Linked DNA regions of Homo sapiens: regions 1, 2, 3, 4, 5 and 6 are each linked to region 7. A link is a loop called in an ENCODE intact Hi-C map of the cell type or tissue named here. Cell type or tissue: gastrocnemius medialis. All regions are shown on one strand.

The links. Peaks named below come from ENCODE experiments on the same cell type or tissue, not always from the same donor. Only the 100,000 strongest peaks of a DNase experiment are listed, where the experiment ranks them.
Region 1: it touches region 7 in a loop (4-fold over the local background); 3 of 110 quality-filtered maps call a loop at or near these places.
Region 2: it touches region 7 in a loop (4-fold over the local background); 11 of 110 quality-filtered maps call a loop at or near these places.
Region 3: it touches region 7 in a loop (24-fold over the local background); 12 of 110 quality-filtered maps call a loop at or near these places.
Region 4: a loop joins it to region 7, with 3 times the contacts of the local background. A loop is called at or near these places in 9 of 110 quality-filtered maps.
Region 5: it touches region 7 in a loop (2.4-fold over the local background); 4 of 110 quality-filtered maps call a loop at or near these places.
Region 6: it touches region 7 in a loop (3.0-fold over the local background); 11 of 110 quality-filtered maps call a loop at or near these places.

Annotation. Positions count from the first base shown.
Region 1 is chr4:24,065,896-24,069,895 of GRCh38, forward strand. It overlaps a transcript of PPARGC1A not described here. Among named protein-coding and RNA genes, the nearest start is that of PPARGC1A, 180 kb to the left of the region's middle. In gastrocnemius medialis, no CTCF peak of the experiment used is centred here; DNase peaks (open chromatin) are centred at 1,666 and 2,026; H3K4me3 peaks cover 609 bases; H3K27ac peaks cover 1,875 bases.
Region 2 is chr4:23,943,647-23,947,646 of GRCh38, forward strand. It overlaps a transcript of PPARGC1A not described here. Among named protein-coding and RNA genes, the nearest start is that of PPARGC1A, 56 kb to the left of the region's middle. In gastrocnemius medialis, no CTCF peak of the experiment used is centred here; DNase peaks (open chromatin) are centred at 2,005 and 2,295; H3K27ac peaks cover 3,171 bases.
Region 3 is chr4:23,366,517-23,370,516 of GRCh38, forward strand. All of the region lies in intron 17 of LOC105374524 (a long non-coding RNA gene), which reads left to right. All of the region lies in intron 2 of LOC105374523 (a long non-coding RNA gene), which reads right to left. Among named protein-coding and RNA genes, the nearest start is that of PPARGC1A-AS1, 400 kb to the right of the region's middle. In gastrocnemius medialis, a CTCF peak has its summit at 1,740 (motif pointing right); DNase peaks (open chromatin) are centred at 1,745 and 3,055; H3K27ac peaks cover 3,462 bases.
Region 4 is chr4:24,264,489-24,268,488 of GRCh38, forward strand. It overlaps a transcript of PPARGC1A not described here. Among named protein-coding and RNA genes, the nearest start is that of MIR573, 250 kb to the right of the region's middle. RefSeq lists an enhancer at 2,381-2,882. In gastrocnemius medialis, no CTCF peak of the experiment used is centred here; a DNase peak (open chromatin) is centred at 1,723; H3K27ac peaks cover 2,297 bases.
Region 5 is chr4:24,103,592-24,107,591 of GRCh38, forward strand. It overlaps a transcript of PPARGC1A not described here. Among named protein-coding and RNA genes, the nearest start is that of PPARGC1A, 220 kb to the left of the region's middle. In gastrocnemius medialis, no CTCF peak of the experiment used is centred here; DNase peaks (open chromatin) are centred at 2,000 and 2,270; H3K4me3 peaks cover 337 bases; H3K27ac peaks cover 1,626 bases.
Region 6 is chr4:23,862,030-23,866,029 of GRCh38, forward strand. All of the region lies in intron 2 of PPARGC1A (PPARG coactivator 1 alpha), which reads right to left. Among named protein-coding and RNA genes, the nearest start is that of PPARGC1A, 26 kb to the right of the region's middle. In gastrocnemius medialis, no CTCF peak of the experiment used is centred here; a DNase peak (open chromatin) is centred at 1,939; H3K27ac peaks cover 4,000 bases.
Region 7 is chr4:24,417,237-24,421,236 of GRCh38, forward strand. It overlaps a transcript of PPARGC1A not described here. Among named protein-coding and RNA genes, the nearest start is that of MIR573, 100 kb to the right of the region's middle. In gastrocnemius medialis, a CTCF peak has its summit at 2,389 (motif pointing left); DNase peaks (open chromatin) are centred at 175 and 2,375; H3K27ac peaks cover 477 bases.

The DNA.
Region 1 (4,000 bases), 350 kb before region 7:
AAATTAGGCCCAGGCCCTGTATGATTCTCCACTTCCTTCTCAGAAGCTCCGGCAGGCAACTTGCCTGGGAGATACTAAGTTCCCACCAACCTTGGGAATCAGCTACCTGATTTCTAATTCAGGCGGGCTGCAGCCTCCAATTTCCACAAAATCTCATGCTTCTAGTGCACTTCTCTTTGCCTTCCGTCTCCTTGGGTGCCTTCAGTCTCCTCGGTGGAAGCTTTCCACCGAACACCTCCCTCACAGGTGTCCTCTAACACTCATGACTGGCAGAGCCGAACGAGGGAGGACGACTGTCGCTGTGCCCTGAGCTCAGGGCAAATCAGGTAGAAGCCTCTCTAAAAAGCAAGTGGACTGAAAATCGCCTTCCACAAACTATTGCCAGGCAAGTAAAATAGTCATTTGTTTTCTGTGATGGTGGTTATTGTTCCTTTGAGAAAAACAACAATGACAAAAAGTTAATACTAATATTGAAAAATTTGCTTCACCTGAAAGAGAGTTTTAAAGGTAGAATTATGGCCCTCTAAAAAGGAGCTGACACAAATCTCTATTAGCATAATGGTATCATAACACTATCCAAAGCCTGTTAATGCAGCCCTCTGTCCATCTCTGAACTCTAGATATAAATGTCACAAGAATATTAGTTAGGAGTCTGTTTCTCCGTCAGTGAGAGGACAGTTTGTATGTGGGGAGGACCCATTAGAGCTAATGGGAGCTACAGAAGTAAATCCCCAGGCTCCGATAGGGGAAAAGGTCCCCTGGGGTTTTCCACCAAGAACCCATACACTGTGATAGACACTTGGGAGCCAGAAAGTCTTTACTCATTAGTACAGTCCCACTCGGGGAGTGATTTGCAACCTCACCCCAAATATGAGAGATTGAACTAGTCTATCTTTGCCATGACATCTATAGACTTCCATGGTTTTTTTGTTTTTGTTTTTTGTTTGTTTTGGGTTTTTTTTTTTTTTTTTTTTTTGCCTTTAGATATTGTGCCACTGAAACCTAGTTTAAGACAAATGCCATTTTAATTTGCTTTAGGCGGTGAAGGCCAACACACATTTCAGTGGAGAAAGCTATGTGTTTTAATTGCCTTATGAAGACATAGCATATGCCCTGACACAGTTAAATGATTAACAGATTACTCCAAATGTCTTTGGCATAGAATATCTATACGTTCATTAGGCAGAACAATTTATCTTCTTGATAAAACTAAAATTACTTATACATCAGATTTACTTTCCATGATTAATAAATGATAAAAATCTAAATCTGAAATGTGTCTTCTTGGCCATTAATCTCACATTTATCAGCTTCTATAATACATATTATTAATATAAAAATTCAATTTTCAAAGCATTTAAATTTGCTAAGAGAAACAGAACACAATGCAAACAAGCATCTCAATTAGTAGGAAATGCTATAGTCATTCTGAAATAGGTAATAGACAGAGTTAGCTTTAAATATGCTTTATAAAAACAGATAAAATCCATGGGATACACAGACATCAAAATGCCCCCAAAGGGACGCCTCTCTCAAATATACTTCCAGTAGGAAGCCATCAGCATTAATAGCAAGTTTGGTATCATTCCGCGTATGCTCAAAAGGACAACATGAAGATCTGGCTCAGAAACAGAGCACAGAACACGCAGATCTGGAATCACTAAAGGTCAAAATGCAAGCATCGCACGTGGCCAAGGAAGTGAGCTTCGGAGGCACAGGTTTAGCTAGAGGGAAAGCCTAGGGAATTAGATCCTTCTGTCAGCTTTTTTAAATGTTTAAGACCGTCTGTCCTCCAATTAAACTGATCAAGGGGTCCAGGATGGTTTGTTAGCAACTCTGCTCTGGAGAACACTCATTAAAAGTCTCGAAGCTGATTACGGAGTTCCCATCTCGAGCACTTCACTTCTGCTGTCAGCTGCTGATTTCTCTGAATTCCAACTGCCAAAGTAACTGTGGAGGCCGAGCCATGCTTTCCCCACTGCCAGAAAAGGAGAGAGACATCTGCCAGTGTCCTGAATCACCTGTTACTTACTTGGTGACTCATTCCCCCAGAGGGGCCAGGGCAAAACAGCTCCTGAAATGGTGTGTGAGCACATATGTGTGTGCTTGTGTGTGTGTGTGTGCATGTGTGTGGTCTGCACATTCACTTGTCACAGATAGGTCCTCGGTCTTCCTGAGAGGCTGGCACTGCTAGGCACAGACCATGTGGTCCTGAATAAGAACTCTTTTGTCTCACCCTCCAGGAAGCCACTCTTTAATGAGGTGGACAGAGGAATAAAGAGGAAATTGCAATGCAATGTAATCAATGCCACGGAAGGAATGATGATGGCTCCTAGTTACACTTAACTCAGCTTTTAAGAGAGGAGAGGAAAGCGGCAGAGCACACCTCTGGAGGAGAGAACTAGAAGGTAGGAATGATTTTCCTGTCAGAGAGAACAGTATCTGCAGAAGCCCAGAGGAGTGAGAGAACCCTCATTTACTCATGGGCTCACTTTTTGCCAATCATTCACTGAGCACCTACTATACCCTAGGTGCTATGCTAGGTGGTAGAAATACAGTGAGGGCAGGATGCACATTACAATGGGCTTCAGGGAATTGCAAACTCATTCTGTATGACTGGAGCATAGTAGGGGATGAGGGATAAGAGCCAAGGCTGGGAAAATATGTATGGCTCAGCCCACACCACATTCAGGGTTTGTGTGTGTATATGTGTGCACATGTGTTTATATTGTGGAAGGTGTTGGTGTCAGAACAGGACTCACACAGACCTGGCCTAAATTGAAATAGAAGGAAAAGGTATGCAGTAATGTTTACCTAGTCATAGCCCAGACAGACTGATGAAATAAGTCTTGAAGGTGACACTGGTACTTCCCCTTATGCCTTGAATTTTCTCTCATACCACTCACCATCCCACATCTTCTACTTCATCATGAGAGAGTTCACTCTCATCATGGACCCTCATGGTACCATCATGGCACCTCCTTCTGCACTCCAGCATTGTGCTGGTGATGGATCCACTAATACCACCTTCTATGACTGAGCTGTAGTGAAATGAGCATGGAATTAGGGTCAGATTTGCATTCAATCTCAGCCCTACTCCTGGCAAGGTGTTTGGTAATGATAGTCATAACCATCTACAGCATTTATTAAGCATTTAATATGTGCCACGTTATGTGCATTAACTCAATGAAAGTTTTAACAAAGCCACAAGGTAGGCACTGTTATGATCTCTACTTTATAAAGAGGGAAACCAAGGCAAAGAAAGCTTCAGGGTCTTGCATATAGTCACATGGTTAATAGAATGGCAGTGCCTAGAGCCAATCTCAGTAAATTTGATCCTGTCTCCCTTGGTTGCCTTGTTTTCTTCAAATTCAAAGTGGATATGGTAATACTGATTTTTTGCAAGAATTAAGTGAGTAACTTCAGTGACCAGCACAGTTTGCACTCAAGAAATAATAATTTCCTATGTCTCTCCCAGCCCTACCCATCACCAAAGCTAGGTTAAATATGTGTTATTTCATGAAGACTTTTCTAGACATTGAGTCTACATTGACATGACATTCCTTCTTTGAAGTCACCTTTAGCTTAGCATAAGATGAATAGTGACACTGGTCATACTGCCTTGTATTGTTCTTGAATTACTCAAGCTTTGGTGATTTTTCCAACAACACTGCATGTTACTTAGGCCAGTAATCAGGTCTTGTCTTCCCCTCCAGAAATATCTTCTCCAGAAGCCACTGCTAAAAGCATAGGGTTTTCAAAACAGGTTGAAAGAATAAAGAATAAGTAAATACTATAGGAGTCCACATGTAGAATAAATACATGTTGCAAAGGAAATAAAGTAATTTGTAAACTAGCTGAGGGAGGAGGAATTTGTATGTATCTTCATCCATCCAGTAGATTCCGAGGAATTTGATTTTCAAACACTCTGTACTGACAATAAACTTTAAAAATAATTGACCTCATCACATCAAAGTTTACAAGTGGCTTTAGTCCCAGG
Region 2 (4,000 bases), 470 kb before region 7:
GTGAGCTGTATTTAGTGACCTATTTCTAAAAGTACCTTATGAAATGGGGGATAAGGAGTGACTGTGCAGTGGAGAACCCTGGCACCCATGACCTCCGGTGATCAAAGTTAACATCATCATAAATCTTGTTGATAGCATGTCTTCTTGACATGATATGTTGAGAATAGCATTTCACCTCTGTGGCCTTGCTCCCCAAAACCTATAAATCCAGGCTAACCATGAGAAAAACATCAGACAAATCCCAATAGAGGCATATTCTACCAAATACCTGACTAGTGCTCCTCAAAACTGTCAAGATCATCAAAAAACAAGGAAAGTCTGATAAACTGTCACCACCCAGAGAAGCCTATGGAGACATAATGATTAAATGAAATGTGGTGTCCTAGATGGGATCCTGGAATAGAAAAAGGACATTATAGAAAAACTAAGGAAATCTGATTAAAAGTAGAGTTTAGTTAATAGTCATATATCAATATTGGTTCATTAGTTGTGACAAGCACGCCACAGTAATAAAAGATATTAAATTAGGTGACACTGAATACAAGGCATATGGGAATTCTCTGTACTTTCTTAACAACTTTTCCATAAATCTAAAAAGATTCTAAAATAAAAAGTTTATTTGAAAGAATGCAGTCATGCACAATAATGATAAATAAATATGTGGACCCCCTCCTGATTAGGGTAGGTGCTACTCTGTCCTCCAAAGCACCCTGAACTTCTCCCATCATAGAGCACAGATCCCACGTATTTACCTTCTTGTCTCCCTCCAGCTTCATTAGGGCAGAGGCTAACACTGTTCTGTGTAAAATCTCCTAACACTACATAACACCGACCAGGTACTTAACATCTGTTAAATAAATGAGTGTATCGTTATGTTCCCAAGTGAAAACAAAATCAGATTCCAAAACACTGTTGATATGGTTTGGCTGTTTCCCTACCCAAATTTCATCTTGAGTTGTACAACAGTTCCCAGAGTCCCCACATGTCGTGTGAGGCACCTGGTGGGAGGTAACTGAATCAGAAGGGCAGCTTCCCCCATCCTGTTCTCATGATAGTGAGTTAGTTCTTATGAGATCTGATGGTTTTAGAAGGAGCTTCCCCCTTTGCTAGGCACTCATTCTTCTCCTTGCTGCTGCCGTGTAAAGAGGGATGTGTTTGCTTCTCCTTCTGCCATGACTGTAAGTTTCCTGAGGTTTCCCCAGTCATGCCGAACTGTGAGTCAATTAAACCTCTTTCCTTTATAAATTACCCAGTCTCAGGTATGTCTTTATTAGCAGTGTGAGAATGGACTAATAAAACTGTGTACCTTGCTCTATCACCTATTAGCTATATGACCTTGGGCAAGTAACTTCACAGCGCTGAGCCTCAGCTTCCTGATCTTTAAAATAAAAATAGTCATTGCACATATCTCATAGGGGCTAGTATGTATAAAGCCCATAGAATAGTGCCAGGTACATTATAATCCCTCTATCTCTGTCTCTGTCTCTCTCTCTCTCTCTATCACTCAGATGGAGCAATAAAAAGTCTATATTAGAACTTATACACCTAACATGAACAATATTTGCCATTTTAAGATTTATCTTTTCAATTATTTTAAATTTATTTTTGCTTATCTTTATGCATACATTTTAGGTACCAAAAATATATTATACTTATTAAAAACATTAATGAAAAAGAAAATAAATAAACATGCATGCATATACACCCAAGCCACATAACCCAGATACGTAGTATACTGTTCTGTTCCCCAAGGAATAGAATTTACCATGCAGCTGAGAGACAAGGGAAAAAAACCAGTGCTGAGAAGCTGAAGAACCACTTAGTAAAGCAATAGAAGAGATGCCTTAAAAATGCCTCTGATGAGCAGACAAGTGACCAGAAGAAGCAATCATGAGGACAGAATTTGAGAGAAAGGAAAGAATAAGGCTCTGAGATGACAGCTGGGCCTAGACAATAGGAAGTTGAGTAAGCGGGGAGGGTGATCTTAGCAGGAGGGACGGCATGAGCAAAACCACAGCACTGAGGAAGCCAGGGGCAGATAGTGTGATAGGCACAAAGCCTGCCTTATAGATCTGTCCATCAACCTGGGTCTTTTCATTATCCCCAAGTTTGTTTTTTGAAACCTCCTGATTAATAAAGCCCTCACCAAACCTTGGTAACTTGCTACCGTTGCAAGGAAAGAGGAACAAAAGAACAAAAGAAGCCTAACCTGATTTCTGAGTTTGTATTTCCAATGCCAGTGACTCACATGTCATCATGGCCAGCCGCATGTGACCTGCAGATGTGAGTCACAAAAGGCTAGAGATTCAGAACTGGTGCAACCCAGAACAGCTGGAGGTGGACACAAAGCGACAGGCCGGACCCTCCCTCCTCCCCAGGGCAGAATCCGCTGTCTCTATATCATAATTTTGCATGAATATCTTTAAGATACCATGGTCCCAGACAGAGTAGGGGCAAAGCACAGGGAATGAATCTCACTTCATTAGCCTCACAACACATCACAGGGTATATATTCTCTCCCTTTCCCCCAAAACAGAGCACCCATTTTGTCTACCAACAGAAATTATAGACTTTTAAAAATAGATTTTGCCAAACAACCATGTGGGCAAATGCTGACTTGCAGTCTGGGAGATATCTCTTCGTCAGGCCCAGCAAGATTAAAGCAGGTTCTATTTTCATAGAGAGAGAGCCTCAAATGAAAGCACAAGAAAGAAATTCACTTCTTGTCGACATCAAGCAGTGCCCCTCACTAGCCAAGGCTGGGCTGGATCTAACAATTGCCAAAGAGCCGTACGCAGATTCAGAGTGGCTTCCGCTTGAAGAATGGCCTCGCGCTGCTACAAATCCAGGACAAGAGGATTTCCCAGTGCCCAGCTCAAAGGACAGAAAAATTCTTTCCTACTCTGGTGTGCCAGGAACTTAAACTTGACAGTAGAATAATATTAGTAGGAAGAACAGCAAAGGTACAGTGCAACCCAGACATGCAAGAAAGAAAGGAGGACAGGAATAAATCCTGCTACCAAAGTGTAGCAGATTGTTTGTTATTTTTTATCTATTTGGTTCTCCCTCACATCCTAGGATGGAATTTATCCTTCAAGCTTCAAGTCTGAAAGTAGTTTTCAGGGGCAAATATTTCTTTCTTGGTGGGGAGATGAAAATATATGTACACACACACACACACATACACACACACACACATACATGTATGTAACCATTGTCATTAACTGCTACAAAGATGGTATTTTTTAATATTCTCATGGTACCTCTGGTGTAAATATCTCCTTAGAACAATCAAACTGAACCCACAGAGCCCAATCATGCACTATCTGCCTCTGGCAGGTTGGTACGAAATTTGATTTGTACTAATCAGCCCCTGGCTATTGAAGCATGTAGTATACTTAATGTGACAATTCTCTGTCTTACAATATCTACTGTCCCCCCACTGGAGGTTCCCTGGTGCTAGCTAACTGGGAGCAATCACCTCACTGAGAGAATTTGATATAAAGAAGGGTCAGGTTCAAAGCCCAATAATAATGAAGATGACAATGATGATTCCACGAGTACTGATACAAAACCTAGCAATGAATATATATTGTGTGCCTACTGTGTGCCAAGCACTATAGTAAGTGCTTTACATAGATTAGCTCATTTTACCCTCAAAATAATCCTGTAAGGCAGATATAATTATAATCATTGTTATATAGTGATATATATATATATATATATATATATATATATATATATATATATAAAAAAAACGGTGATGGAGAAAATGGAGACTTAAAGAATTTTATCAGTCTGCTCAATGTCACGCTGCTGGTAAGAAGTGAAGCTAGGATTTGAACTGGGCAGTGTAACCCCAGAACCTGCATCTTCATCCACCCCTCAAGCTCATACTCATATCCTCCTCAAGGATATCTGCTCTTGCCCTACTCTCTGAAGCTTGTTGACAACGCTTTACTGCAGACAGAAAACCAATAGCCACTAAATCAAGACGTGG
Region 3 (4,000 bases), 1.1 Mb before region 7:
GTAGGATGAAACCTTAACTTAATAAACAAAAGCTTGATGGTGTCTCTTCCATTTTATGATTCGTGCCCTCTGGGCAAAATCTCAAAACATCAATAGGTAATTTTTCTGGGGATATTTTATTGTTTTGAAACATTTTAAATGTGTTTCTGAGATTCTGTATAGTCCTATTTGAGATGAATCATGACTTAAGGATGTTCTTGACTTACTGTTGCATGAAAGGAACCCCAAACATTTCCCATTAGAGAGAACTTTGTCCTACATAAGGGAACCTTTCCATCATTATCAAACTGTTGTTAGTGAAAACTTACAGGCTAATAATTTAGTTGTTCTAAATTTGCAGCATGTTGGTAGAAAACATTATTTCCCTTGTGATATTTATGGTTTAATTTGAAAATTAAATGCAAAAGAATTCTGCACTAACACTATGTACACACACAAAAAATCTCTTGAGGTCGCATCATAAAAAGTATTCATAATTCTGTGATTAACAGCCCTAACACATATGCATTGTGCTTTGAAATTGAGATGTTACATCTAATAGCTAATCTAATTTTCTGATTAACTTTGAATATATCTAAAGCAGCTGTTATTCATATAGGACACATTTATAAACCCAATGTGTATAGGATTTATATCATTATTTTCTATCAATGTCTTATTAATTGATTTGTTATAACAACATAAATATTTTTTCTCACATGAGAAAATAAATTATGCTGATAGTAAGCAAGCCAAAATCTCTTTGACAGTCATTGTGCCCAACTGAGATTTTTCTAGATGGATGCTATCCTTTCAATGATGAATTCCTCAGGAACAGGACTAGTGAGACACACTTTCTAAGCAAAAAATTTAAGGGGCCTCCAAAAAGCTCAGTAATCAAGATAAATAACACTTTAAGATGATATTTAAAATCTAAATTAATGCAAAACTACTTAATGAACAAAATACCAAAATTTTAAATCAAGACAGGGTTAGTATCACTGATATTTCCTTTGCCTCAGGTTCCATTATGGCTCAGCAGGACACTGGAATGTTTCCATTTCTTAACAGATCAATGGTAAATATTCACTTTGTATTATTTGTATAATAATATTTTCAGCCTTGATGTTGCACTAGTTTTAAAATGTTAACTCACTTTAATATGTGATTCTTTTTCCACCAAGGCTGTAAATTATTAGAAATCAGAAACTCTGGTTATACCTCTCTATTGCAGTAAACTACTGATCATAATAACTGTTTAACTCTACTTAAAACCACACTTGGATAAGGAGAAGACAGTCTTTCTTCTTAAGAGGCTATTTATTGAAACAAAAAAAGTCATACAGTTAGCAAGTTACAGGGAAGAAAAAAAGCAGTGGTTTGATTATTATCTCTGCCACTCAGTACCTGTGTGACTTCAGGCATGTTACTTAACTTCTCTGGTCCTCCATTTTCCCACCTGTGATATGAACATTTTACTGGGTGACACTGAAGATTAAGTGAGATAACCAGTGTGAAATACTCAACCCATACCAGACACTAAGGATTTTTTTCCTTCCCGAATTGCATTGTCTCCATCATATCTATGAATAATTAATACACACTTTTAGTTCCAAGATGCCAACCAAGTAGGCAATCATTCTTCTCTACGGATCATCACTGGGGCCACAGAAGTATGCCTGCACTCAAGAGCTAGCTCCGCCTCCCCACCTTTCCTGACCCTAGCTATATCTGGCTATTGGTTGTCTAACCTGGGGCATACACCAGATGGCAGTGTCCCATTGAGGACTAGATGTTTCTAGCCTTTCAGCTCACTGACCAAGTGACCAGTTGCTTTGCCATATCTGTATGCGTGTTACAGGTCAATAGCCTTAGCCTTGGGGCCTAGTAGATGTTCATTGTAAAAATAAACACTGGAAAAACCTCTGTACAGATTCTATTCCCCTTCAATTGCAAAGCATTTCATTTGCAAGGTCAATTGGAAAAGGTACATATGTGATGTAGTAGTAAGCATGCACTTCAAATAGGTTTGTGTCAATATTTACATTTGTGTGCACTTCAACAAGTAAGTACATAACGATCCTTTACGGTCTGACACAGTGCTAGGCACCAAAGCTACAGGCATAAGGAATGCAGGTTCACTACCTTCAAGCAACTCATTGTTTGGTAGAAAAGACAGCGTTTTATGCAACCAATAATAATACAATGTGATTATTGTTATTCTATTTAACACAGATGACTTCCAATTTTTTTTATCTTTTATGTATCTGTCCTGGAGTTAATGCATTGCATGGATTTTACTAAGTTCACTTGCCGTTAGCTAAAAACTCTCAAATGTAGATGCCTAGTGTTTTCCATTTAAAATATATAGAGCCTTTCTATCTTGCTACAATCCATCATGTATGTGACGTTTGACGTGTATATACCATATCCACTTTTTAATACTAAGAAGTAGTATACTCAACAGTTCTGCCACATCTATTAATTTATCTTACAAATATTTATTATGGGATGCCAGGTACTCTGCTTACGAAAGTGTAAATATGAATGAACTAGAGTTCTTGCTCTAATAAAAGGTTAAAAATGGTTAGAATGTGAAGTTCTGCTAAGGCAGTGTGCTGCAAGCACGTGAGTGAGTATGAGTGTGTATAAATTTATGTACACATGCAATTCTTAGCTGTGCTACTGCTATCTTTGGTAATATTTGTGAACTGATGGCTGAGTCATTTACACAAGGGATGTGTGTGTATGTGTGGGTGTGTGTTGTCACTTGGTGTATGATTATGGTTGCTGAAATTAAAGGCCACTTTTCTGTGTAGTTCTCACAAAGACACACATCATCTAGGATTGCCAAACTGGAAAAATAATAACTAGAGTAAATTTATTCTGGTCACATTGTCCTTCCCTTTTTCTTATTCATTCCCTTCCTGTCTCCGTCCTGAGCCACCTGCCTCCCACCAGGAGCAGTCACGTGCCCTCCCATGACCTCTAAGGACTCACAGGAATCTGATTTTCCTACTGCATCCTGCCAGCTGGGGCCTTGGGAATCTGACACCCCACTGGATCTTTCACAGGCTCTGCCCTGGCATTTCAGAGTAGGCGCCACACAGATCCCTCCCTCTCTTGTGCCCCAATCTATGCAAGGACACTGCCCATGGCATTTCAAAGACCAGCTCTGCTACTGGGAGGCTTGCTGTTCCTGGGAACCTGACTGCCAACACCAATGGAAGCTCAGCAAAGAGGCAGCTTTTTAGGTTCCTTGGCCAGTGGGGCCCCAAAGGTGCCTATTAGAGCTGCACATGGCCGACAGATTAAAGTTCAAATGCAGCTGGATCATTATCTGAGATTTAGATGAAAAGGGGATTCGAAACCCTCTCTTCTTTCTCAAAGTGTTGATAATTTCCCTCTGCACAAAAGGGAAGAGTGGAAATAGTCCCCGAAATCCTGACTTATCTGTGGAATATTGGAACTGACATCTACTTTTTTGGCCATTGATGTTTTAGGAGGCATCGTAGTTACTGTCTGTTCCTTCCTATAATTCACAAGGTCTGTGACTGAGTCTGGGAATCTACATTTTTAAAAATGCACCTTCTTTTTTTTTTTAATGTAGTCTAAATGGAAGCCACTGCTTAAAGTTTCTTCCTAACCTGATGCACTGTGAGTCTATTGCCTCCAGGATACAAACAGGGAAGCTTATCATTACAAAATCAAGTAAGAAGACAGGAGCAGACCAAGCTTAGACCTCAAGTGTCCTGGCATCTCATTGACTCCTGGCCCTCTGCACTCAGCTGACTCCAACAGAGCCCAGGTTTTACCACGTGAGCTTCAAATGAGGAATGAGGCCTGGACTCTGCATGGAAAAAGCAGATGGACACTTACAAGGCTTCCACAGGGCTCCAAAAATGACAAAGTCATTGTTGAGTGCTGTAAAAAGATAGCCAGAAGAAAAAGGAGTTGTGAGTTCTGGGAATGAGATGATAAAACAATGCAAATTTCTAAACAATGCCAATTTCTAAAAATG
Region 4 (4,000 bases), 150 kb before region 7:
AGAGCCTTGGCAGAAGGTCAGCCACCATGATCCTACACTCGACTCTACCACCTATCTCACTAAGTGCCCCAAGGCAAATTACATACATCACCTCTTAGGGTTTTAGAACCTTCATTGGCAACATGCGGAACCCAGGCTGCCATGGAGTTCAAATGCAGTAATGCAAGGAAAGCACCCAGCACAGTGCCTGCTACTAAGAATTAGAGAGATGAGTTCTTGTCTCATGCATCTTCTTATCCAGGAATAAAAAGCGCAACAGGAATGCAAAAGCCCCAGACAAAGACCATGCACCCAGAGCAGGTGTACAAGAACTGCTTTTGCCTATTTGTTTCCTCTGTTGTTTTTGTGGCCAAATGGATCTGGGGAATACTTGCAGGTGTTACTTAAAAAAAAGAGAAAGACTTCATAGTGAAATAAGTTTTAGAAACAACAAAGAAGTGAGGTAGCACAGTTCTCTTTGCTTCAGGCTTTCTCGTAGTTTAATATGCTAATGCACATCACATATCTCCAAGAACTGTCAACAATGTATGACATTGTATATGTCATACAATGTATGTTTCCCCAATGTATGTGACCACGGAACCCTTTGGCATGGAAAACTCCCATGTGACAGTTATTCTATGGAAAAGACTTTGGGAAATGTGGGTTTGTTAAAAGAACAAATAAATCAAAAGATAAGAAATATATACCCTATTTGGTTCTGATGTGGTCTAGTGGCTTTCATTGAAAAGGCAGACTTGGGCGTATTTTTGTGCACACCAAGAAAGCCTAGTACCAGTGTTTCCTATTCACTGAACCAAGGCAACTTCTCCTTCTTTTCCTATAAAAAGAAGTCATTATTCTGGGACCACAGTGCATTTGGGGGAAATGTCGGCAACATCTGAACACTTCTCATTCCCTTGGACAGGTAATTCCACTATTTTCTGCAATAAATGGGCCCTTAAAATGAGTTTTGTTAATTCTTCTCTTGAAAGCCAAATCCTCTTCTGACTACACAGGGGAAGGCTTCTGCTTAAAGTCACCCTGGGTTTTATTATTCGAATGGCTTCACAGTGAGCAATGCATTACTTTCATAAACAGAAAATCGATGCCGGGGGGCAGAAAAAAAGAAAAGAAATTCCATAGGGATGTGTTGATACACCTATGATTAGTCCAAAAATTGCTTACTTGTACATGAAGATTTTATATATGCTGCTTTCCATGAAGACCTTACTTAATGTTAGAATACTAGATACACTGGAAGTGGAAGAGGTGGTCAAAGAGAAAACTAGGGCGAAAATTGTTCCTCACGTGCTTAGAATTCAATTGCAGAAAGAAAGAATCCTTAAGACTCACCCACATTCTAGGAGGCAAAAGAATAGAGAGAAAGAGAGAGAAGGAAGAAAGGGAGGGAGGGAGGAAAAGGGGAAAGGAGAGAGGAAAGGACTAAAAAGAGGGGGAGCACATGTGCAAAAGAGGGGAGTAAGGGAGTCATTGAAAAGCCTAAGTTTGGGGGAGAGGAGGCTACAAATGCACAGATTTAAATTAACCCAAGCCCGTAAAAAGGCTTTGTACAAGGGCTCTGGCGTTAATGGGATTTGGATTGCTACAGACTGCAAATCAAGAACAGAACGTAACGAGAGATGCCGGAGTTATTTTTGAAATGTATGTCTTAAGTAATGTGAAGCTTAACTAACAGGGACACTGCAGCATTTTGCAGTGGCTGCTGGCTTGTGGCCTGGCTGGGAATCAGAACTGCCCAGTGAATAAGTTGCAGTCTCCCACTTGGGACCAGATGGAGTTGGGTGAGCCTTGACCCTAAGGTGTGCCGCTGAGGAGTTGCTTCGTGTTGTAGGAGGAAAAATGCAGCTGCTCTGTTAGATTGCTTAGTGATGCAGATGATGCAGGTGGAAAGTAACCCTCTGAACCCCAGGATCTTGGGGTCATGGGTTTAGCATTCATTCATTCAGTCAGTCAGTAGGTGCCTCCATCAGTGCCTCCAAGGTGCCTGGAATTGTTTGGGGTCTTGTGAATACCATGAGTCTCTGCTGTCAAGGAACTTACATTATCCCAGAGGAGGGTAAGTTAGCAAATAAGTAAGAATTTCTGTTGGTGATAAGGACCTTGAAGAAAATAAAAAAAGGAAAAGGAGATGAGGTAGAGTGCGGCTTAAGGGCAGGGGAAATGTGTTCAGGGAAGGCATCCCTGTTGCAAGAACATTTAAGCTGAGCCTTGAATAATGAGGACTCCAGGCTGCAAAGATCCTGCAGGGAAGGAACAACAGATGCGGAGGGAGCGCCATCCTCAGATTTAGAATAAGCGGCCATCTTCCCATTCCTCACTACCAGCTAACTCAGCTTTCCACAACACTAAATTGAAAAGCACACAGACATGTTTAATTTTAAGATCTTCAATTGAATACTATGCCACTAGGAAAATATATCCTGAAACTTAGGTATTTTTAGAATGGTCTGCTTCAGTTTCCTCAAGTACTTTTTTCCCTTGTTCAACCAGAAGACCCACATACTTTAGGTACATCAGCTTCCTCTAAATACCTGAAACTGCATTCATCAGCCACTTTCTAAAAATTGGATCTTACTTCAAAGCTGAATGACTTGATGACTCCCATAACAGAATACATTACACTGATTATGGGATTATTCACATGCCATTTGCAAGAGGTTGGGCAACATTTCTCAACATTCCACCCACCAACAAACAGAGTAGCGACAGTGGAATGCTAATATGCAAATGCCCTCCATGTCCTGATACCATGATAAAATTCCTCTTCACTCTTTTTAACTGATGTTAAAAAAGAGAGAGGGATGGTTATTTCGGTACAATGTAGCCCACAGAGAATAAAAGGCGTAAGCCCCAGCAGGGAACCAAAGCAGAGATTGTTTCCATGACCTGGCACTCACTAAGCACTCAGTAAATGTAGGTTCCTTCCCCTTCCCTTTCCCCTTCACCCTTAAATGCCAAAAGGCTAAGGGTTCATTTTTATATCAACAAGCTTTGAATAACATATTCATTGGCTCCTCCTTTTGTGACTATCAATCCGGTGTTGTGTTCTCATCTTCTGGCAATTGTTTCAGCCTCAATTCATGCCAGGAAGAATGACTTGGGGTGAGAAGAGGGTGAGGAGGTGGAAGCTTCATAGGCATGGTTCACTGTCCATCAATGATTAGCATTTTATACTCATGACAATCAAACTCATACTTTACTTTTAAAGTTTTAGAAGGAACACATATTAAAAACCAAAATGAAAACAGGGCATCATAAGTTCAAGGAAGCCACAAAGTAGACCAAGAAGCATAATTCTACTATGCACCATTTTATTAGCTAATCAACGTGTCATTTTTTTTTCCTATGGGCACCTACTTACTGTCTTGTAATTTCCATAAGGGCACCATCTGTATTTATAAAAGAATTATCTTTGTGGTGATCTAGCAATCTACAAACAACAGTGATATTTAACTTTTCTTAGGGGATCAACTGTAGAATTAAGTTAAAGGATTTATAAGTCTCTTTGTCAGGATGAACCTTAAAAGGACTTATTCATACATCTCTGTGATGTTGGAAGCACTTGAAACAACAAAAAAATGTAATTTTGATTCATTAAAATATAAAGTTCTGGATCTTGACATGTACATGGCATGGATCCATGTCATGGATCTTACATTTGTAATCAAGCATAATGACCCTCTACTATAAAGTCCAGTAAAACAATAATAAGTAAAATATTTTCTTTTTTCCATTTTAGCTGAAAGGGTGGGTTAATTTTCAGTGTGATCTGGTTTGGTGCCCTATGGCTCAGACAGAATCCAGTATTAACCAAGGTCACTGCTATGAGTTCAATCAGCATCCAGTCAGCTAACTCAGTTATAACACATGCTTAAACCCTCTCTTGTCCAGTTTTTAATGATGGCCTTGCAAATGCATGTTGCTGGTCCAATGATGGCTAATAACGTGAGTGGAGATCAGCCAGCAAACCCCCTACCACTGATGGAATCAGAAACTC
Region 5 (4,000 bases), 310 kb before region 7:
TTCCAAAAAAAAAAAAAAAAGCCTCGTCAGTATAAAATGAACCGGAATTATAGCTGCCGCTTTGATGCTGTGTGTTATTTTTGGCTGAGTGTCCTGCTCTTCTGGAGGCTGTTGGTAGGGTGCTGAAGCCTACTCTAGTAACACAGGCTGACTGCTGTCCCCAAAGGACCCCGAGGAAAACAAGAGGAACTATCTCGCAGTCTTCAGCAGACAGGGGAGGTTTAACATAAATAAACTCCCACTTAACGTTTTCTCCAAAAAGCATCCATTCATTATCTTTATTTCCAACACAGTATTTATGAATTTCCTTTCAGCCGGGCCCGTCAGGCCAAACGTCACCACTCCGTGGTGAAACATCGTGTGCATTTTCTTTTCCTCCTAGGAAGATTAAGGCCGATGAATAAAAGAAAGGGGGATGTGGCCCCTATATTTAGCTCTCCTCACAACATCATGTCTCACAGGTATTAAAAATAGACTCAAATCACTTGAAGACATTCTGAAAAATCAAAGACAGAATAGCTTTCCAAGAGGAAGTTTTACATGTTTTCTGCTTTCTTCCTAGTTGAGTTCCGCTAGTGAGATGTTTAAGCAGCAAAAGCTCCTTAACAGTAGAGTGGGCGCCCTCTTCGTGGAGGCCAGGCCCGGGTGGCTATAGGGGTTTATCACATACTTTATCTCCTACTCATCCTTCTTGCAGCTTCAGTGCTTTGTGGACTGTATTTTAAGAGAGATCTGTGCAGGTCCTTGGTAAAAAGTGTGAAATAGGCTGTGTGGAAAATTCTCCTCTGTCAACAACCTTTCCCCCACTTGGGCTCTGACACTCCCAAGGTCCCTGTCAGAGAGAAATCAGCTCAGATTCAATTCACTGAACAAATACGTGTTATTTGTGATCTGCCAGGCACAGTGCCAGGCAAAGCAAAGGGAGAAGAGGGAAGCAAAGGATGGACCGTCCTTGTTAGAGTGGTAATTCCACAAGGAAGTAGAGCTTCCAGAGGACTGTGGGCAACACAATTCAGAGAGAGAGCTGACATCTCATTGGAAGCAATCAGAAGGAACATCAAACTGGAGGAAGCATGTGAATCAGACAATAAAGACAAAAGCAGGAATGGGGCTGTTTGTATACCTGTGACGAGATGTGGAAGAAGGTCAACAATTAGCTTGGTGCAACGCCTCTCCCCAAAAATATATGCCCAGTAAACCCTGAGGAAAAAGCCTTTTACAGCTAAAGAAAGGAATCTGCAGATGGAGAAATCACACGGTACTTAAAAATGTAGCCTCTTTCAAATACTGCAGTTCACCAGCTGTGTAACTTTGGGCAATTTACTTCCCTTCCCTGAGCCTCAATTTCATCATCTGGAAAATGGGGATCATACTTCACTGGGCTGATGTGCATATTAAATCACAGTGTGAACATGCAACGCCCATGTATGGCACGTGGTTCAAGGTGAGCACTCAATGAATGGGTGTAACTCACTCATGTGGGAGCTATTTACATTGGAACATGTTTCTAATATGCCTCGAGTCACACACAACACCCATTCTTCTGGCAGAAAGGCTTGATTAACACTAGAGCACAGTGAAGGTAAGATAGTGTGGACTTTGCTTATAGAATTGTGTAATTTTCAGACTTCTTCATGGTTTATCCCACGTTACAGAGGAAGAAAACAGCCACCACCAGTTTCCAATGACCCAAGCAAATACACAACCTTGAAAAAGCAAACCTTCTAATGGGACTTTATTTCAATCCTTGACTTGGCAGCTCATCACACTTTAGGATCACTGGTGAAAAGCTAGGGGGAGGTATTTTCCAACCTAAGGTAAGAGATAAAAGGGCCTGAGGACGTTAAAAGTGAGGGAATGGAAATAGCAGGGGCGAAAATCAATGTTTATGAAATAGTCCAGTGTTTCTCAAATCTTCCTGTTCACACAGATCTTCTGGGTATCTTGTTTCAATGCAGACTCTGATTCAGTATGTCTGGAGTCGTGCCCAGAACTCTGCATTCTCATAAGCTCCTCCATGATGCCTATGTTACTCGTCCATGGACCACCCTTATATAATAAGCGAATGGTGTTTGTGTAGAGCCTAAGAAAGGGTTGAGTGGTGGAACCAGGAAATCCCCAAATAAAGGAAGAGAGGCTTGAAAGAAGAGTGATATCCAAACAAGATGGCAAGAAGACTAGATGATTTGAGGAGCAGCCAAGCCGGAGATGTAAATACAGAGACATGGTGTCCAAGGGGAAGGTTTTCGGAGAAGAGGCCCCAGCTCACGAAGTTCCAGTGCATTACTCACTTTGGCTGTGAGTCACTCACAGCCTTTTAGAATTGTTGACGGCAAACATTTTGGAGAGTGCTGCAATAAAGGAATGTGCTCACAGCCATTAACTATGAAGCACTAACTCATTTCAGCAGCCTGACACAAATTATGCTACGCAGTTGAAAAATAGCTATTGATCAGTCCCTTCTTTCTGGTGCCTTCCAATATCCCAGATCAGCACTTCCATTCGTTTCCCCGCCCCCGGATGCCCTCACACACCTAGTTAGATCCTGCCCAAGCCAAAAAAAGATGCCCGCAGACTTTATTTTCTTCCAGATTTTGCCTTTAATAAAGCAAGCCCAGAAAGAGGCAAACCGAAAGATGCCTCCTTTAAGTTTCTCCATGTATCTGTTTCTTATGAATTTCCCAGTCTTTTTTTCTTCTATACTCATTATAGACACAAAGGCAACAATCAACTGATCTATCATTTCCTGGGCTAGAAGATAAGAAATGAAGAGGGCATGAAAAGGACAGAATATGAAATTAGGTTTTAAAGAATTGAACCTGATTCAGGGGCAGGTCGAATGGCAACACTTTGAGCACCTTCAAGTAGCAACTTGAGCCTCAACAGAAAAAGGAAGCCCAGGGTCTTTCAAGAATCGTCCCTAGTTTCCTTCTTAATCTCAAGAGAAACTAAAGAGGCATGTAGATCTTCTATGGCAGACTGATTACAAAGAAGTCCCCGATTCTCTGTCCCTCCCTGTATCTATTTCCTTTGCCATGTGACTCTGCAATGACTCCCACCATATGAGGTAGTTTAGTTGGTTTCCCCACCCTTTGAATCTCAGCTGCCTTGTCCCTTGCTTTAGCCAATAGACTGTGGCAAAAGTGCCTTGTCCCTTGCTTCGGTCAATAGTCTTAAAGCAAAGCCAAGGGCATCCTTGCTCACATGACCTGCCAGCCCCCAGCTGACCCACCAGCTGGCTCAGATGCAAGAGTGAGCCCAGCTGAGATCAGCAGAGCCTGGCCTAGCAGCAGAACTGCACAGAAAACCCTTAGATCATGAGCAATAATAAATGGTGGTTGCTTCAAGCCATTAAGTTTTAGAGTGCTTTGTGATATAGCATTATTTGGCAAAAAATAACTGATATAGCTTCCTCTGGAAAAGCCATGATAAAAAGGCCAGGTATACAAATACTTCCAACAGGGCATTGGTTTTCCTCTGTTCAAAATTATTAATGAACACAAATACATTGTAATAGCATAATTGCATCATTTATAAACACAAAAACACATTAGGAAATTGGATAATAAAAGCACATTGCTATATTACTTTTCATTTTGCAAATGGTTGAATCTGTTAATTAATATACTGTATTCACTTGTGTAACTTTTTAAAGTTTTCTAGACTTCAAATTGAGTCAATCATTTCTTCTTTTGTGCATTCATTTGTTGAAGATTATAATGAACCGAGTTGTGAGTTGGGTACAATAGTAGCTCTGAAGATGAATAACACATTGATCCCTGATCTCAAATGACTTCCGTCTAGTAGGGTTGACAAAGACACATACTCCAAGACTCTTAATGAATGGCAGTGGGTATGTCAGTTTCTTTCTGTCATCCCTATTATTTTCGATCTGACTCACCTTACCAGGTCCAGATGAAATAGTCTTTTCTCTTTCACATCTTCTTTACTACCAGCCTTATTTTTTCCCCAGCTATAAGTAGACCTTCTCAGCTTCAAA
Region 6 (4,000 bases), 560 kb before region 7:
AACCACATACACAGTGAGGATGAAGAATGTCACAAACAGTGCCCAGTTTCACAATTCTAATATATGCTTTTAAGTACAAGCCTCTGCAAATGGAAGTGTCTACAGCTCTGTGGTCAGTAGGGCATGAACTGATCTGTTGACCAGTCTGTGGCTGAACAGATTCATGCTGATCTCTCCACTAAATAATACAAAATCTACTTGGACAAAGTCAGGTCAAGTCTCTGCTAGATGTTTAGGTAGAGGTGGAATTAATCAGGGAACACTTCCTGAATTTGAGAGGTTCCTGTGATTTTAAAATTTGAGAAAATTGCAAACAAGAAGACAGAAATAATTCCAGGCATTTGGAAAATTTGAAAGAAGCTGGGAGTAGGAGGGGATGAGAAGCGTAGTGCCTGGCAATAGAGGTATTAATTGGGAAGCAGTGTAAGGGAATGATTACGAATTTGACTGTTGGAGTTAGGTAATATTAGTTCTTCTGGTTACTTTCTGTAACTTGGCCCTGGGCAAGTTACTTATTTAAGCCTCACTTTCCAAACTGTAAAATGAGGTAACACTTTCAACCCATCATGGTGATTATGAGAATTAGATAAGACTAGTTTTTATTTTTTTAATTAAACTCTGTAAAACTATGTTTTTAACATTGTCTTAAGATGTTGAGTCCAGTGCTGGGCAAGCCCAAAGCTACTGTAGTATTATTATTATTGGCAAGAAGAAGCCTGGCGAATTATCAAACTCAAAGCAAGAGAAAAATCTTTACTATGTGGGGCAAAAGGGGATCCCTTAAATCTTTCCTCCAGTTTATTTGCCAAATAAACAATGTTCTTGAAGACACCCCTCCTTATCAAGCACTCCATGACTTCTCCAGAGCTCCATCGTCGCATATTGTTCATGGACTTCCTTCCAATAGCAGCCGCCCCACCTGCTTTACAATCTGCGCATCACATTCCTCTCTGCGCCTTCCCTGAAACATGTCCTCTTCTCATTCTCTCATTTTTGTTAACCAAGCCCAAATTCTCCAAATCACCCAAGGTTGAAACCACAGCCATTTTTCCTCCCTTTTTTCACCACAACATCCAACCTATCACTTAATATGACAACAATCTTTATTGATCCTTCCTTCGGGAAGTCTGCCATATGCATTCCTTCCTTTCATTGTCACCATCACCCCCTAATTCAAGCTCTATGACCTCAAGCCTGAAAACCTCAACAGCTTCCTCACCAGGCCCCTGGTTGCAAGCTCTAAGATAACCTTTCTTCGCTGATGCCACCAGATAACTTTTAAGAGTCCCTGGTGTCTAACAAACCCCATATTGTCTTTTTTTCTGCTCCTCCTGACTTAACCTTGATATTCTTTATGCAAGTCACTTCACATGCCTGGGCCTCAGTTTCTCCATTGTGAAATGAGCATGCTAGATGAAATCTCCCCTCATGTTAATTTAGTACAATTCCAAGATCCCATTCACTTGTATCTACTTTCTCTGCTGCTCTATTAGATGAGTCCCCAGTCATCACTTGGTCTTTCCTCACCACTACTGTGTTGCTCATAGCATTGTCTCTATCCTGTTCAGTTTTTTATTCCAACATCTAGCATAAATCCGTGCACATAGTAGGTGATAAATATGTGTTAAAATAATAATGAGATGAAAGCCGACGTCTAAAATGCCCACGTTTCCTCTCCGTCCATGGAAATCTCTCTACACCTTGAAGATCTGTATCTTTTTTGTTGTTGTTTTTTGAGACAGAGTTTAGCTCTGTCACCCAGGCTGGAGTGCAGTGGCGCAATCTCAGCTCACTGCAACCTCTGCCTCCCAGGTTCAAGTGATTCTCCTGCCTCAGCTTTCCCAGTAGCTGGGATTATGGGCGCGTGCCATCACGCCTGGCTAATTTTTGTATTTTTAGTGCAGACAGGGTTTCTCTAGGTTGGCCAGACTGGTCTCGAACTCTTGACCTCAGGTGATCCACCTGCCTCAGCCTCCCAAAGTGCTGGGATTACAGGTGTGAGTCACTGGACCCAGCCTTGAAGATCTATTTCAAAGGCAACCTCCACCACATTAGCTTCCCTCTTCACTCATAGGTTTCACAGATCTCTTCCCACCTCTAAAATTCTTAGAGTAGTTTGTTAATATCAGGCCAATGCTCACATGTTTCCTTAGTTTTTAAGGACACTGAAGGCAGGGGCTAATTCATTGTCTCTTTTATTTATATGGTGCCTAGAACAGGGCTTTGTCCACATTTTACTATCTACATTTTACCCATTGTCTGATTGTGTCACCCGGGTAAGTCTTGCCTCCTTATACAGCTGGGCATCCCCAAAGGAAGGGAATCCCAAGCCCATATACTTGGTCTGTAATTATCATGGTTTCCGGCAAAATTCTAGGTACACAGCAGATGCTGAAAAATAATGTTTGGTTTAACAATCAAGTATGGTATGTGTGGGGTAGTATACCTTCAGGAGTAGCAGCAACCAGCCCTGGCAGGGGAGAGGAAGGCTAAATCACCTAAGTATGAGTTACTGAGGGTTCAAAGGAAATGATGGAGGAAGATGGTGAACATGCACTCAAGAACAAGAGGAAAGTCTTTCGCAGCAGACTGTACATGGAGAACAAAGGACAGATAGAGACAATGACCCCAAGGCTTGTGGTTTTAGGGGGAAACAGCAAACTGGTTTCTGATCCCTGGGAGCACATAAACAAGAAGTTAGGCAACCTGGTGTGTGCTGTATTGCAGAGTCAGCCTTGTGCTAAAGATTAACAGCCCGTCTTAAAGGGGACTAAAGATCAGCAGCAAGCTTGCAAAGCACCAAAGACCTCATTGACAGCAGACGGCAGTTGCAATTGCAACCAGCAGTTCTCTGCAAAAAAGAGGCACCACTGGCCAGGCACGGTTGCTCACGCCTGTAACCCTAGCACTTTGGGAGGCCAAGGTGGGTGAATTGCCTGAGCTCAGGAGTTTGAGACCAGCCTGGGCAACATGGTGAGACCCCATCTCCACTAAAAACACAAAAAATTTGCTGGGCATGGTAGTGCTCGCCTGTAATCCCAGCTACTCGGGAGGCTGAGGCAGGAGAATCACTTGAACCTGGGAGGTGGAGGTTGTAGTGAACCAAGATCATACCACTGCACTCCAGTGTGGGCAACAGAGTGAGACTGCCTCCAAAAGAAAAGAAAGAGTCACAGCTTGATCCTTCAACCATCAATGGACCACCTCAGTCAAGCAAATATATCCTTGAACATGGCAATGTGACTGGCCAGCGTTTCTGAGGATTCCTGATAGAAAATACCCATTTCTTCTCTGACACTGAGGAGAAGCAGTAAGAACCAGGAAATCTGAGTTCTGGTTAAATACTAAGTCCTAAGTTCCTCATCTGTGGGAAGACAGAAATCACACATAACCAAGGGTAGTGATTGACACTTAGCACGGCCCCAATAAAATGTTTATGAGAAGGCTGGTAATTCAGGTAGAATCAGATCTATTAAGAGAGAAGACCCATGCATGGTGTCTGGGACACAGTAGGGACTCTATAAATGTCTTAAAATTTCCTTGGGTGGCATTCTATCAACATGGGTATCTCATTTCTGCAGTTCAGTGACAAGTCTCCTTGAGGACTGAGGCCTTGTGTTAGACACCTTTCCACCTCTTACCGCACCTGGCATAACACCTTGCACATAATAATATGAACTCAAGAAATATCTGGCGATTAATTGCCTCACAGGTAGCATCTGCGGCTGAAATCTATTTCACACTAAATTGGCAAATGCAGGCTTCAGAATGTAGGTAAACTGGTCAACCTGAGAACAGTCTTAAACTTTGATGATCAGCAGCATGGTTTCTGATGAAATGAGTGGAAACTAGTATATTGTTAAGTGTTGTAATCTACACATGCAGTTATATGGCTTAAACTGAGACAGCCCACATTTATTCCTACACACACACACACACACGCACACATGTACATGTGCACTTAGAAGGTGGTGAATAATAGTTGATGAAGTTGTTTGTA
Region 7 (4,000 bases):
TAACAGTATTAAAGCAGTCAAATCACCTTCTCCAGTTTGTTTTTCTTAAACTTGACTTTTCTTTTGTAGGGGTAACTCAGTTCTGTTGAGGAACAACTCCCAGCACATGCCAAGAATCCCTTCCTTCCCCTGGGAAGAAATGGCCACAGCCACCAGATAGGTTTTGAAACCTCACTGATGAAGCAGAAAAACAGTTGTCAGTGATTTGAGAGCCCTGAAATCTGGTCCAAGTTCTGCCTAGCAAGTAAATTTCACAACCTCTCTGGGTGTATGTAAATTCCCCTATAAAACAATGGGTCAAGATTAATTGCACAAAGATACACATTGAAGGATGCTTGTTGTAATATTGCTTTATTATAGCAAAAGTCTGGAAACAACCCAAATGTCCAGCAACAAGGTATTGGTTACATAAATTGATATGTTCATCTAGCAGGTCACTTTGCAGCCATTAAAGGTTACAATGTAGAAATAATTTGTCGACACATAAAGATGTATACATTATATTGAGTTCAGAAGCAAATTATAAAACATGATCTTTTTATAACATATATGTATAGAAAAAATTTATAGATGATATAAATTTCTAAAAGGAAAGATGAGTGGTTGCATATTTCATTTTGCTCATCTGTACCTTCTAATTTTTCTCAAATAAAAACTGCAGGTAAAAGTTCAAAAACATACTTTTTAAAGTGAAATGACTTCTATATGGCTATAAGACTAACCCTCCACCATCAGACTATTTATTTTGTTTTTTCTGTAAGAATATTTATTATATATACATAAAAATAATAAGAATATTATTCATTATATGTCATTTTAATTAATAAAAAATTGTGTGGGCTTTTGTGAACTTGGAGCTGCCTTAAAAACCCTTAAATCTAAAGTGAGAAAACCTGAACTCAACAAGTGCAGCCACCATGGGAAGCTTCCTTAACTCCAGAGTTCCAGCTTCTTTGTTTCGTAAAATTCAATGATATTCCCCACCCCATAGAACTTGGCGTCTGAGGTTGAGTGAGCTGAAATAAAGTGTATTCCAGTTCTTCTAAGCAACAGAGGGCCATCCACATCTAAAGCTGTTATTACATTCGCTACATCAAGCGTTAACTAGTGTTCTAATTAAACACCATGGAATCTTCCAGCTCTCTGGCATTTATCTATGGGTAGAACAAATGTATACTGAAGTCCTACATGAGCCAGCCAAGCACTATGGCAGGTCCTGGAGATGCAATGAGAAGCAACACAGACATTCTCTTTGCCTTTATGTTCCATTATCAAGTCATTTTCTAAACACCGAGACACAAGTGTTAGACTCTAACAGACCTAATTCTAATTAGAGCTTTTAAAGGTGTTAGAACCCAGGCCAGGTATGAACCTAGCTACACTATCATTTACTTATGTGCCAAAGAGTTTGATCATACCCATTTCAAAGATCTATTCTAAAGATTAAGTAATTATACAAAAATGCCTGGAACATAGCAGGACCTCTATAAACATAGCTATTACCATTTTCATTATGAATCCCATTGTTTGCTGATTTAATTACCAACATACCCTCCACACATTTCTTTTCAAGTCACTTAACAGCAAATTTAATTTCACCAGACACACCTCAATGTCAGTCAATTCCTCATCTTTCACTATTTAGGAAATATTTTTGCTAATCATCTGCCAGAATTCTTGTTATTTTCAGAGTAACTTGTGTAGCTGTTATTCAGTTTTCACTCTTTGACACTCTTAGTAGATTCTTTGTTGGTTTCTTTTCTTCTCTGGGACAATAGTAAGGTGTCTAGGTTTCAAATACTTAGCTTCTATTCAAAAAGGAAAAAAAATACTTTTGGATAATGATTGTTTCCTTAGTGGTTAAAAACAGAGGGAAAAGAAGCAGGAGAGGGGGCTGGCACAAAGAGAGATGCTATGACACTTAGCATCTTCCAGAATTTTGGTCGTCTCTACTGAGAACATTTCCAGCAGATGAACACCAAAGAAAAAGGCACACAGGTCAGGACGCCATCTGTTGCTCAGTTGGAACAGACCATTCTGCTCAGAAACCACGGAAGTGTGATATTGCCCTTCACTTCCCACTCCCTGACCAACACAATTCCTAACAAATCTTCAAGTGTGTGTGTGTGTGTGTGTGTGTGTGTGTCTTATGCAACAACACAAACCCAGGAAACATCACACCCTAAACAAATAATCCCCTTCCCCTTAGCAGCATCCTAGATACACAAAGTATGCAATAGAATCCAAAGAACCCTACAATCCCGAAAAACACAGAGATGAAAAGGCTGCCCTCTCCCAATTTCAGCCTTGGAGAACTTCCTTAATGCCACAGCCGAACTATGTAATTGTGACCACACTTCCTTATGGCTGCAGTGCCACCTAGCGGCCAGGTGAGCTAGGGGCGCACTCATTCTCAGTCTGAAAAAGCAACTTTTATCTGCTGACTCTTCAATTCTTTCCAGAGAGGAACAGAAGTGGCTGGTGCACATGACGGCCAGAATTAGGAATCATCAGGGTTCTATCACATTCAAACTATTTCCTGATTATAATCACATCCAAATCACCCAGAAGAGACAAAAGAGGATAGAAAAATTCCTGCCAACTTTAGGTTTTCATGTCCAAATGCATCCTCATACAAACTCACAAACTAGCACAAATATTGAGTCTAAATCCAGGCAACCTTGTGTATTTTAAAGTCTTCAAGGCATGCAATTATATACATTAAATTATTTTCAAACAAAAAGAAAAGTGAAAAATAGGCTCTAAAGAACCAGTAATGAGATTCTTCTTTTCTCTTTTCCATAAACAGTTCTGTCAGTTGCTGACATTTCTGATGCCATCAGACACTTATAACTGGACTGCAACTTTATCTGCATAGAATAACCAAAAGCGTATGCACCTTTTACAGATGACAGCTTAAATAATGTAATTTGTTTGAGACTTAACGTGGGGATACACAACCTAATTCAGTTCATTTTAAACCCAAATTATTCTGGTTAATAGCCTGGTAAATCTCAGAACAGAAAGTGTGCACCGCTGCTAAGTATTCCATATTAAAAATAGTTTGTGATGGGATGTGCTTTTTTTAATTTAAAGTTTAATGTACATTAACATTTTTAGATGAAAAACTGACAATCTGAGAACAGTTCTAAATTCTCCTTTGATTATTTTTCCGGCGCGTTGAAGGCATGATATAGCTACATAAATAGGCTAACACTCTGGTTCTTTGGAAGATTAGTGTCTGTCCGATCGTATGCCCGTTTTTATAACTCTCTAGTGGGTTTTTAATGCAGAATGGATCATGTCCACACTCCCGGCTGGGATTCCAAGTCACAAAAGTCTTTCTTAATTTCTGATCCATACCTCCTGGTTGACTTACTCACTGTCCCCTGCTGAGATCCACCCTAGACTAAATTTTAAGCAGGCCAAGTTGATTCTTTCCTGCCCACACTTTCCACACAAGCCAGCAGCCCTCCCCTACCACTTGGCACATTCTCCAACCGATTCTTGCTGTTGAACCGGGGTAGCGTTCCCAGATGTCTTGGTCTGCTTGGGTTGCTATCACAGAAAACCTTAGACTGGGTAATTCATAAACAACAGAAATTTACTGCTCACAATTCTGGAGCCTGGGAAGTCCATGATCAAAGCACCAGCAGATATGGTGTCTGGTGAGGGCCTGCTCCTCATAGATGGTGCCTTCTACATGTCCTCATATGGCAGAAAATGTTAAAAGCATTCCCTCAAGCCTCTTTCATAAGGTCACTAATTCCATTCTTGAGGGCAGAGCCCTCATGATCTAATCACCTCCCAATGACCCCATCCTCTCACACTATTGCATTGGGGATTTAGGTTTCAACATATACATTTTGGAGCGACATGCACACTCAGATCATAACACTAGATTTAGAAAAAACAACAAACAAACAAAAAATCAAGATGAGACATCCAGTTGTATTTGAATTTCAGATAAACAGAAAATTTTTTAGCAGGAGTATGTCCC